2 separate regions of the Homo sapiens genome follow, and region 1 is linked to region 2. A link is an interaction called in ENCODE POLR2A ChIA-PET data of the cell type or tissue named here. Cell type or tissue: MCF 10A. All regions are shown on one strand. Links, peaks and the distances in the headings refer to the core of each region. The heading gives the core; the rest is flanking DNA. Region 1 has its middle 54 kb from the start of LINC01395. Region 2 has its middle 8.6 kb from the start of LINC01395.

Region 1 (5,399 bases), core at 168-5,167, 63 kb before region 2:
AGGTGTCACATTCAACTCAATTCTTCAAAATTGAAAAAACTATAATCCCGAATCCTACCACTTCTTGTCATTTCCAGTGTGACTCCTTGTCCAAACCACTACCGTCTGGCAAATGCCATGCATCATTGCAATTGCCTCCCAAATGGAGTGTCTGCTCCTGTCCTTGACCTCTCAAGTCTGTTATCAATACATCGAAAAGTGCAATTTGGTTAACATCTAAATTAAATCAATGTCACTCCTCTCCTCATATCCCTCCAATGTCATTCATGTCACTAAGAGAAAAAAAGGAAGTCTTTACAAGATTCTATATGATATGGCCCCCTGCGATCTCTCTGATTTTATCTCCTGCTACTCTCTCCTCGTTTGTTCCACATTCCATCAACACACAAGATAGACTCATACCCATCAGGAATAGATGTCAGATTTCATAATTTTTTTTCTGTGTATGTTAATTGTATGGTTGTTTTTTAAAAAAATACTTGTCAATATGGTAAATTACATTGACTGATGTTTGAATGTTAACCTAATTTTGCATTCCTGGGTTAAACTCAACCATTATCCATTTTACATATTGTTAGATTTTATTTTTTAAATTTTTGTTAAGAATTTTTGCATCTCTCGTTATGGAGGATATTGCCTTTTAGTTTTCTATCCCTGAAGTATCTTTAGTTTTGGCATCAGTGTTATCTTCATCACAAAGAAGTTGTGATTGTGATGTACTCTTTACTCCAATGAATTTGCAGTTTTCTTTGAGATAAAGTTTTTTATTAAAAATTTAATTTATCAGCATGATGTGATGGCTCATGCCTGTAAGCCCAATGCTTTGGGAGGCCAAGGCAGGAGGATCACTTGAGGCCAGAAGCTTGAGACCAGCTTGGGCAACATAACAAGACCCTCTCTACAAAAAAAAAAAAAAAAAAAAAAAAAAAAACTTATTTATATACGGATATTTATGTTTTTCATTTCTTCTTGAGTTTTAGTAATTCTTTTATTTCAAAAAATTTGCCTAATTATTTAAAATTGTAAATTGATTGGCAAAAAGTTATTCTTAACATTCCCTTGTTATATTTTTGAAATCTAAAGAATCTGTGGTGAAGGTACCTCTCTTATTCCTGATATTGGTAATTTGCGATGAGTTTTTCCCCCTAACCAGTCTAGCTAGAGGTTTGTCAATCTTACTGATCTTCCCATAGTACCAACTTTTAATTTCACTAATTTTCTCTATTGTTTTCTGTTTTTATTTCAAGAATTTCTGCTCTGATAAGTATTATTTCTGTCTTTTGGTTACTTTGGTTTTCCTTTGCTCTTATTTTTTGTTTCTTAAAGTAGCAAATAAGATCATTGATTAGCAGCCTTTCTCTTTTCTAATATATTTCCCTCTAAGTAGTGTTTTGGCTGCATCTTATTCTTTAGTTATGTTGTTTCTTCATCTTTGTTTTATTTAAAATACTTTCTACCTTCCCATTATTTTAACCCATGAGCTATTAGAAATCCGTTAGTCAAATCCCAAATATTTAAGGGATTTTTCCACAGAACTTTCTGTTGTTAATTCTAATTTAATTTCATTGTGGTCATAAAATATACTTTTTATGACTTGAATCCTTTTAAATGTATTGATGGCTAATAATATGGTATAACATTGTAAATGTTTTTGAAAAGAATGTGTGTTTTGCTGTTGTTGGAAGCTGTATTCTGTAAACGCAATTTAGATCAAATTAGTTGATAGCATTGCTCAAATTGAATGTACTCTTACTTTCTATCAATTATTATATCAATTATTTGTTATATCAATTATTGAAAGAGGAGTATTGAAATGTTCAAGTATGATGGTAGATTTGTTTATTTCTCTTGCAATTCAGTTATTTTCTTCGTGTATGTTGAGGCTCTGTTATTAGGGGAATAAACATTTTGGATTTTATCTTATCTTTATGAATTAACCCCTTTATCACTGTGAAGTGATCCTTATTATCCCTGGTTTTATATATATATATATATATATATATATATATATATCATAAAATATATATTATATAAAATATATAAAAATATATATTATATATATAAAATATATAAAAATATATTATATATATAATCTATAAAATATATTATATATAAAATATATAAAAATATATAAGATATATATTATATATAATATAAAAATATATATCATAGATGTAAAATATATATATTATATATTTTTATATTGTATAATATAAAAATATATAATACATAAAATGTATATATAATATATAATATATAAAAAATATATACATAAAATATGTATAATATATAAAATATATAAAAATATGTATAATATATACTATATAATATGTATTATATATAATATATATAAAATATGTATAATATATAATATATAAAATATGTATTATATATAATATGTAACATATATTATATGTAATATGTAACATATATATTATATATAATATGTAACATATATTATATAAATATATAATATATATTATATAAAATATATATAATATATAATATATTACATTGTATAAATATATAATTAATATATTATATAAATATATATAATGTAATATATTATTTAATATAATATATTATAAATATATATAATGTAATATATTATTTAATATTTAATATGTAATATATAATTAAATTATATTAATTTATAAATAATATATAATTATATATATTAATTATATTATATATAATATATTATTATATATAATACATATAATTTATATATAATATATAATTTAATTATAAATTAAATTAAATTTAATGATATATAAAATTTAATTTAATAATATATAATGTAATATTATATTATTTAGTATTTAATTTAATATTATGTATTAAATATTATACATAATATATAATGTAATATACATAATATATAATGTAATATATTATACATAATATATAATGTAATATATTATACATAATATATAATGTAATATATTATACATAATATATAATGTAATATATTATACATAATATATAATGTAATATATATATTTTGCTTTGGAAAATCTATTTTGTCTGATAGTAATATAGTTACTTCAGCCTTATTTTGATCAATGTTGGTATGGTATATCTTTTGTTATTATTTAATTTGACTTATTTATGTCTTTATGTTTAAAGTAGCTTTCCCCACTGGGTACACATGAACATAAAGGTGGGAACAATGGACAGTGTAGAGTCCAAAACGGGGGAGGGAGGAAGGGGAGCCAGGATTAAAAAATAATCTTCTGGGCTCTGAATTCACTATTTGGGTGATGGGTTCAGTTGAAAGCCCAAACCTCAGTATCATGTAATATATCCATGTAACAAACCTGGACACGTAGCACTTGAATCTAAAATTTAAAAAATAGAAAGGTTTTCCTGTGGGCAGCATATAGTTGAATCTTCCCTTTTCATACAATCTGACAGTATCTGTCTTCTAATTGGATTGTTTAGGTAACTTACTCTTAATGTATTTATTGATCTGTTTGGGTTTAAGTCTGTTACATTGCTGTCTGTTTTCTATTTATCCATCTGCTCTTTGTTTCCTTCTTCTTTTCTTTTCTGGCCTATATGTATTTCTTTTATGCCCCCATTTTATTTTCTTTGTTGGCTTACTAGCTATAAATTTCTTTTGCATTATTAAATTTCTCAATTCTCAGCAACTATATATTGAAAATTCTATATCTTACCCTTCTATTTGTTCTCTCCTTCAGCTGTCCAGAGGCCAACTGTTGGTCTGAAAGTATTTGTTACAAGCAAGCACCATTAAGCACATTGTTTAGTCTAGCTGACATTATTTTTGGAACCAAGTCTTTCTTTATTATAAAAAAGCAGTGCATTGGTTTAAATTCTGGAACGAGCTCCTTTATCTCATACTGGCTTTGTGCAGCAGTGTTCTAGATGTTATAGAAATAGGCACAGGGTACAGTTCTGTCTTGGCAAGGCCAGAAAGGCCTTTAAGGCTGCTGCAACACTTAGGCTGAGCCTTCAAAGATGGCCAGTTTGTTCATCCAGAAAATGGGGTAGGAAAGAACATTCCACATGTTACAAGTTTCTTGAGGTCAGGGACTTTGTCTTCTTCATCTCGGTAGCCTCATAACAATGCCTGACACATAATAAATGCTCAATAAATGTCTGTAGGATTGAACTTAACAAATAGTGGGAAGTAATGTCAGTTAAAGTGCCAAAATAATAGATATAGGTGTCTCTCTGGGGGCAGCAAGTGTAGGGTGAAAAATGATGCTAGAGAAATAACAAAAAAATCACACATGGAAGGCATTGTTTGGCATGTTAAGGGTCTCAAATCTTATCCTAAAAAGTATAGAAGGTTAGTTAAAGGGTTTCAAGCGGATGTCATCAGATTCACATTTTAGAAGATCCCTCTGAGTGCACTGTAAAGGGTGGTTCAGATTGGGCTAATCTGAAGGTAGAGAGACCAGATGGGGGCTCTTGCAGTAGTCCCCCAGAAATATGGCGAGAACCTGAGCTAAGATTGGCTTCCCACCATGGAGCAGTCATTTCTGTCTCCAGACATAGACTCAGTGGAAATTCTCCCAGCTCTGAGATATTCAATGGTATTAGGTAGCAACCAGTACCTTTCTCTCTCCTCCTAGACCTAGGAAGTCCATGCTTGCCTTGTTCTGGATGTTTGAAATGGAAGAGTGAACAACATCTTAAGGGGGCATGAAGGAGCAGAAGATAGTGTCATCCAACTATACATTATTGCCATTTCCTTCTACTGGGAATCAAATATGTCCCCAAAGACAGTGCCCCTGAACAAAAGGAAAGACAGCCAACACTTCTCATTGCAAGAGTTCTTTCTGGATACCTGTTATTCTTGCCCAAAATACTTCTTTAACCAGAAAATTAGAAATTTTTCTTCATACTCTCATACCCTAGAGAACCCTGTCTTAGTCTGTTTTATGTTGCTATATCAGAAGACCTGAGACTGTGTAATTCATAAAGAAAAAATATTTTATTTGGCTCACAATTCTGGAGGCCAGGAAGTCCCAAACTGAGCAGCCCATCTCTGAGGGTCTTGTGCTGCTTCAACTCATGGCAGAAAATGGATGGGGGAGTGGGAATGTCCAAAGAGATGAAACATGAGAAGGAAAAACTTGTTGTCATGGTAACTAACCAAGTCTGTAAGAGTGAAACTCACTCCCGAGAGGCGGCATTAATCTATCCATGAGAGATCTGTCCCCATGATCCAACACCTCCCACTAGACCCCACCCCCAACACCGCCACACTGGCATTTAAATGTCAACATGAATTTTGGTGGTGACAAACCACATCCAAACCATAGCAAACTCTCTCACCTTCCCATCCTTTATACACTCAACTTTTATACACTTCAAGGAGCAAATCTAGTTTACTAATTCCTTCTCTGTAATTTATTTTATTTCTA
Region 2 (5,399 bases), core at 257-5,256:
GGAGGTTGCAGTCAGCCTGGGTGACAGAGCGAGATTCTGTCTCCAAAACAAACAACAACAGCAAAAAACAAAAACCAAAACCAAGGAACAAGGGCAAAGTGAAAACCTGTTTCTGGGGAGTACTCACTGGCTTTCCAAAAGCTTTCATTTATTCTAACTCATAATTAGGTGGAGTGAGCAGGGAAGGTATTACTATCCCCATTTTACGGCTGAAGAAACTGAGGTTCAAGAAAGTTAAGCGACACCTAAGCAAGCATCTCAAACCCCGGGACTTTTGGTTCCTAGCCTGGTGCTCTTACTACGTTAACACTGTGAGCTTTATCCTAGGTGGCTGTGGAACTCCAGGACTCAACTTCCAGCCTGCTCTCTGTCCACCTTGCCAGCATCCCCTTTTCACTTGTCAGGACCCAGCCAGACTACCTGCTTCACTGGAGGCCTGGCATTGGAAGCCAATCAGCAGAAAGATGAAAAGAGTTTTTCTCCCTGCCCGTTTCACTGAGGTCAGAAAGCAGCTAGGAGAAGAATGAAAAAGTTTGGGGTGGATGTCTTTCCCTGCAAGAGAGAGTGCCCCTTCCTTAAGTTGTCTCATCAGCAGTTTCACTCTTTCCTGGGGCTGACTGGGAGGAACTGATTGCATCTGCACAGAACCATGAACATAGATTGTGGGAACTGAGGTAGGACATTTGCCAAAGGGAACTCCAGGAATACTTGGCTCCCTGCAACTCCAGTGTGAGGGACATGCAGCCTCACGGCTACCCGGTGGATAACGAGCGGTCTGGAAATACCACTCCGTAAGAATTCTGATGGGCTCTGGGATCCAGGACTAAAGAGGCTTGATCCTGGCTGGAAAACCTGGGGTAACTGGCAGTCTGGTTTATCCCATGTGGGATTACTCAGCCTGTAAAAGTTCTATTTATTTGTTAAGGGAGGGCAGATCCATATCCCATCTGTTGACACCTGGACGGCAGAGGGGCAAGCACTGCACCGCCTTGCCCATCAGCACCCTGGCGGTGGCACTCCCTGCCAAGCTGCTGTGGTGGCTGGGAAGAACACCTGGTGGGTGAGTGAGTGATGGGAGAGCCTCCCACTGGCAGCTGCCGACCTGCCGAGAGCCATGATCGTCACTTAGTGGAATGGAAGGCCCAGGCAAGTAGGCTGAGAGCACGGCTCCAAACATGTTTCCCTCACACACATGCCCCAGAGTGGGCCTGACCTTGTCAGTGAAACCAGGCTCACCAGCTCCCAGAAGCTGCCTCTCCAAGAGTGTCTCGGAGGTTTCCCAGCATTTCTTTTCAGGCTGTGTTAGTTTTGGCTCCAAGACCAAATAAGCAGAAGATTCGAGAGGTTTTAAATCTTCAATTCCAATGCCGATCAGGGCCCACCCACACTTTAACTGTGATGTCTTTCTGTGGTTTCAGTTCAGAGGTCAGAAGAGCAGAGAGGAGGAGCTACCTAAAGTTTTAGAGGGGGAGATTCACCTGGTTTCAAGGCGATGTCAAAAAACAGAATTAGTGTGAGAACGACTGGCATTTGCAAAGAGCACAGGATCTGTGCTGAAGATACAAGCCTTCCAAAGCTGGCACCAGCATAAATCAACTGTGCAACCTTGAGCAACTGAAACAGACCTTCTGGATCTCCATTTCCTCACCAAGAAACAAAAGAAGTTGGATCGATGCTCTCCCAGGGCCCCTTCCAGTTCAACCTTTTATGGTTATACAACTACTCTCAGCACGATGTCCTTTATTTATCAAGAAAATAGCATTGGCACACCTCAGGTAGGACATGTGCTTGAGTTGTTCTTTCTGCTGTGCTGAGAGGTTCTCAGTGCTCCACCCCTACACCTGCCCATCCCTTTTGCCCACCAGTTTCCATGCAAGAAGGCTTGCCCCGTGGCCTCTGCTGTCCTCTAGAGTCCCTCAGAGGATGCCATCCAATGGCCACAACAGGGCTGGCAGGTCTAGGTCTCAATTCTGACCCCAGGAGCTGACTTGGGTGGTTGCAGGCAGAACTTAGCTTCTCTGGGCCTCATCTACCGAATGGGATAAATCGTCCGTCCTGGGAAAACACTCTGAGATGCTTTGGTGAGAAAAGCAAGAGGCGCGTGAAGCGGCCCTGTTGTGGAGGCTGAGGATCTCAATCCCAGAGTCTTTGAGAACTAGTGGCCCTTTACTAATGGGCTGCACACCCAACAGAATGTTGTTGATTCCCAGTTTACGTGGAACTAAACCCTGCTGGCAGATGCTGGGTGACTTATTCACATGCATTGTGAACTTGGATCAAGACTCCTTCTTTTTGGATTAGTTCTGAGCCTGGTTTTAAAGCATCTTGCTGGAACAGTGAGTGGTTCTGCAAGGCATTTCAGCGAGCCCTTTACAAGCTCACTCATCAGGCCTTGGGGAACGAGGCTTACTTCAACCAGCTCAGCTTGGATGCCATGCTGGAGGCTGCTGAGTCACACAGGCAGAGCCCGTTACCTGCCAAACGTGGCTTTTCTGGATCCACCTTTCCGGTGTGATGAACTCACAGGATTAATCTGAGAGCTTGTCCCTTCTCTTCTCTCTTCCCTCTCTCCTTTCCCGTTGCCCTCACCTGCAGCTGTTGCCCCTCAGGTGAGAGCACCTGAGCTGGAAAAGTGGGGGCAATGAGTCTCAGGCTCCAAGAGCTTCTCTCTGAAACAAGCCAGGAAATGGCCTAATCGCCCTAGGGATGAAGGGGCCCCACTTTGCAAGAGATCCCTGAATGGAGATGGGAATTAATGGAGAGCATCCTTCAGAACCATTCAGAACTACTTGGATGTTACTGAATCTGCCAAGTCCTCTCAGGCCTCTGTAGCTTTGAACTTCTATTTCTTCTGGCCAGAATTCTCTTCCGTCCTCACCTGCCTGGTTAGTTCTTACCTATTCTTTATGTTCACCTCCTCCAGGAAGTGAACAATTTATTCAATAAGTATTTATGAAGCACCTATATGCACTAGGCACTGTTCCAGAAGTTGGGATACAATAGTGAACAAAATAGCCCCAAACTCCAGCCTTCCATCCAAGGACAGTGTGATTGACTGTCAAATGTGGCTGAAAGGTCAAGGATTGGAGAACCAACCACAGAATCTGGCAGCACAGAGGTCACTGGTGGCCTTGTCAAGGGCAGTTTGAAAGGTTCTAGACAGAACTGGAGAAGAGAAATGAGAGATAGTCCATATCAACAACTCTTTTGAGGAATTTTGTTAGAAAGGTGATCAGAGAGATAGAGGAAAATGTGCAAGTCAGTTGTTTAAAAATTGACTTGACTTGTTAATTGGTTACTTAAGAAACTATGGAGGCCATTGCCACATATTTTGGGAGCTTAGTCCAAGGCCAGGAGAGGAGATTGAGAAAAGGTGGTTTTCATTTTCTTTCCATTAGCCCTTGTCCGTGAGCCCCCATCCCAGTTCTGCCTTCTGTCCTTTACTTAATGGTGACAGATGTGGTCATTTTTACTTCAATATCTTCTGCAGACTTTAGCAGACCAAGGAGACTCCTAACCATATCATACTAGATGCCTGTCTACAGTGCCACATCAGCTCTTTTCTAGAAGTCTGGCATTTGGCTACATAAATCATTGAGAATGTCTGATTTGTGTGTAATAATGTAATCTTGTGATTTTTATGGTGAAGTGACATCACTTCTATGGTAGGCACAATACGATTCACAATTGTTTATAATACTTAACCAGTAAGAATGTTGCATCAAGGAACTATTTAAATGGTGTTTAAGTGTCTGGAGATTAGTGCCAGGTTCTTGGTCTTTCTATGAATATTCAAATGATGGCTAATGTTTTTCCAAGTATAATAGAGCCTGCATCTCTTAAAAGACATGGCTTTCATTCTTGTGGAAGATGGGGTATCTATGCCTCGCACTATATATAAATCAGTGAGAACCCATCCAAATGTATTACAAACTTTAGTTGAATTCCGATAGGACACAATAGTAACCAATAACATCAATCCTCTAAATAATAACATTAAGATGGAAATGGTTGACTTGTGTTGGAGTTGACTGGGGATGGCTTTTCCTCATAGGAGGCACATGGTGTCCTTTTAGAACCTCTGCATTATAACACACAAGTAGATATCACCCATCCCTTCACATCCTGATAATCTACAGTGAGCTTTGAGGTCAGTCAGGTCTATATTAAAATTCCTACTTGGCTGTTTCACTGAGATGAGGAGCGAGTTACTTAACCTCTGTGAACTTCAGTTTCCTTATCTATAAAATGAGAATGCTGACACCTACCTCACCGTGTTATTGTGAAGTTTAGCTTTAATATGAGTGTCAATCACCTGGCATAGAATAATTAGTATTATTAGCAATACTGCCAGGGAATGAAGGGGCTTGGTGCTGGTGTGATGGGCATAGCAACATCCCTAGGGGTAGGGTGAGAGGGGCTGACCTCTCCGCTCTTCCCTTTGCTAGAAATTCTATCCGCAGATGGAGACAGGCTTGTCAGTGACCCACATCATCCATCCACTTTGGCTTTCACACATTCATTTAATAATTTGTTGAAAGCCTTGGCAGTTGCAAGCAACAGAAACCCCTGATCTGACAGAGCTTATGTTCTAGTGAGTTTCGGGAAGAATCTGGGTCATCCTAGATTTAACATAGCTCTTTCATGTCCCTCATCTTTATGACTTTAAGTTACCATCCAATCACCAGCCCATCCTGTGCTGGGTAAGAATAAACTGAGGCAACTTAGGCCTTCTACAGACATAGGTACATACCAGCCACTAGTGATTTTCTCTTATTGTCAGGGACTAGCCAACTTAGAAAGAGTTTTCTCCCCTACTAAGGTGATTTCATTTTTTCTGAGTGGAAGCAATATTTCCCTGATTAAGTAAGAATTCAGGCCCCTCTTCCCTGTAATTGGCTTTTGGGGCAGACTGAGAATCACTGTACCACTTTGGGATGAAGCTGGCACAAAACTCTATGCTTTATTTTGCCTTTTTGCATTGGAGGGATGGGGGCAGGGAGGGGAGGAAGGAATCCTAGGTGCTCAGAAAAGAGGGAAAACCTGGAACCCTGCTGTTAGATGGTGGGAAGGAGGCCAGGAGACGAGGGCAGAGAGGTACGCCCTTACAGCCTGGGCTCCACTGGAAGTTCCTGCTCCCCTGGAAATAGATCATGCAGCTATTTAATAAAAAAAGAAACTATATAGTTGCAGGTAGTCATAGCCAGGTGTTTCTCTTTTGGGTCTCAAGCATGAATACTTGTGTCCTGGCTGTCAGTGTGAGTGTAGTGCAAACAGCAGTCTTGTCAAGTGTAGACAGTGATGAGATGGGGCAAACTGGTTTAACACCATTGTGAACCCTTCACCTAAAACTCAACTCAACCCCAGGGATTTCTGAGCTGTCCAAGAAAGTTTGATGA

Evidence for each region. Peaks named below come from ENCODE experiments on the same cell type or tissue, not always from the same donor. Only the 100,000 strongest peaks of a DNase experiment are listed, where the experiment ranks them.
Region 1: POLR2A ChIA-PET joins it to region 2 with 5 read pairs; 2 of 35 experiments call an interaction of 5 or more read pairs at or near these places.

The regions. Positions count from the first base shown.
Region 1 is chr11:129,668,761-129,674,159 of GRCh38, reverse strand. No RefSeq gene overlaps it. Among named protein-coding and RNA genes, the nearest start is that of LINC01395, 54 kb to the right of the region's middle. In MCF 10A, for the core only: no CTCF peak of the experiment used is centred there; no DNase peak of the experiment used is centred there.
Region 2 is chr11:129,605,934-129,611,332 of GRCh38, reverse strand. No RefSeq gene overlaps it. Among named protein-coding and RNA genes, the nearest start is that of LINC01395, 8.6 kb to the left of the region's middle. In MCF 10A, for the core only: no CTCF peak of the experiment used is centred there; a DNase peak (open chromatin) is centred at 2,442.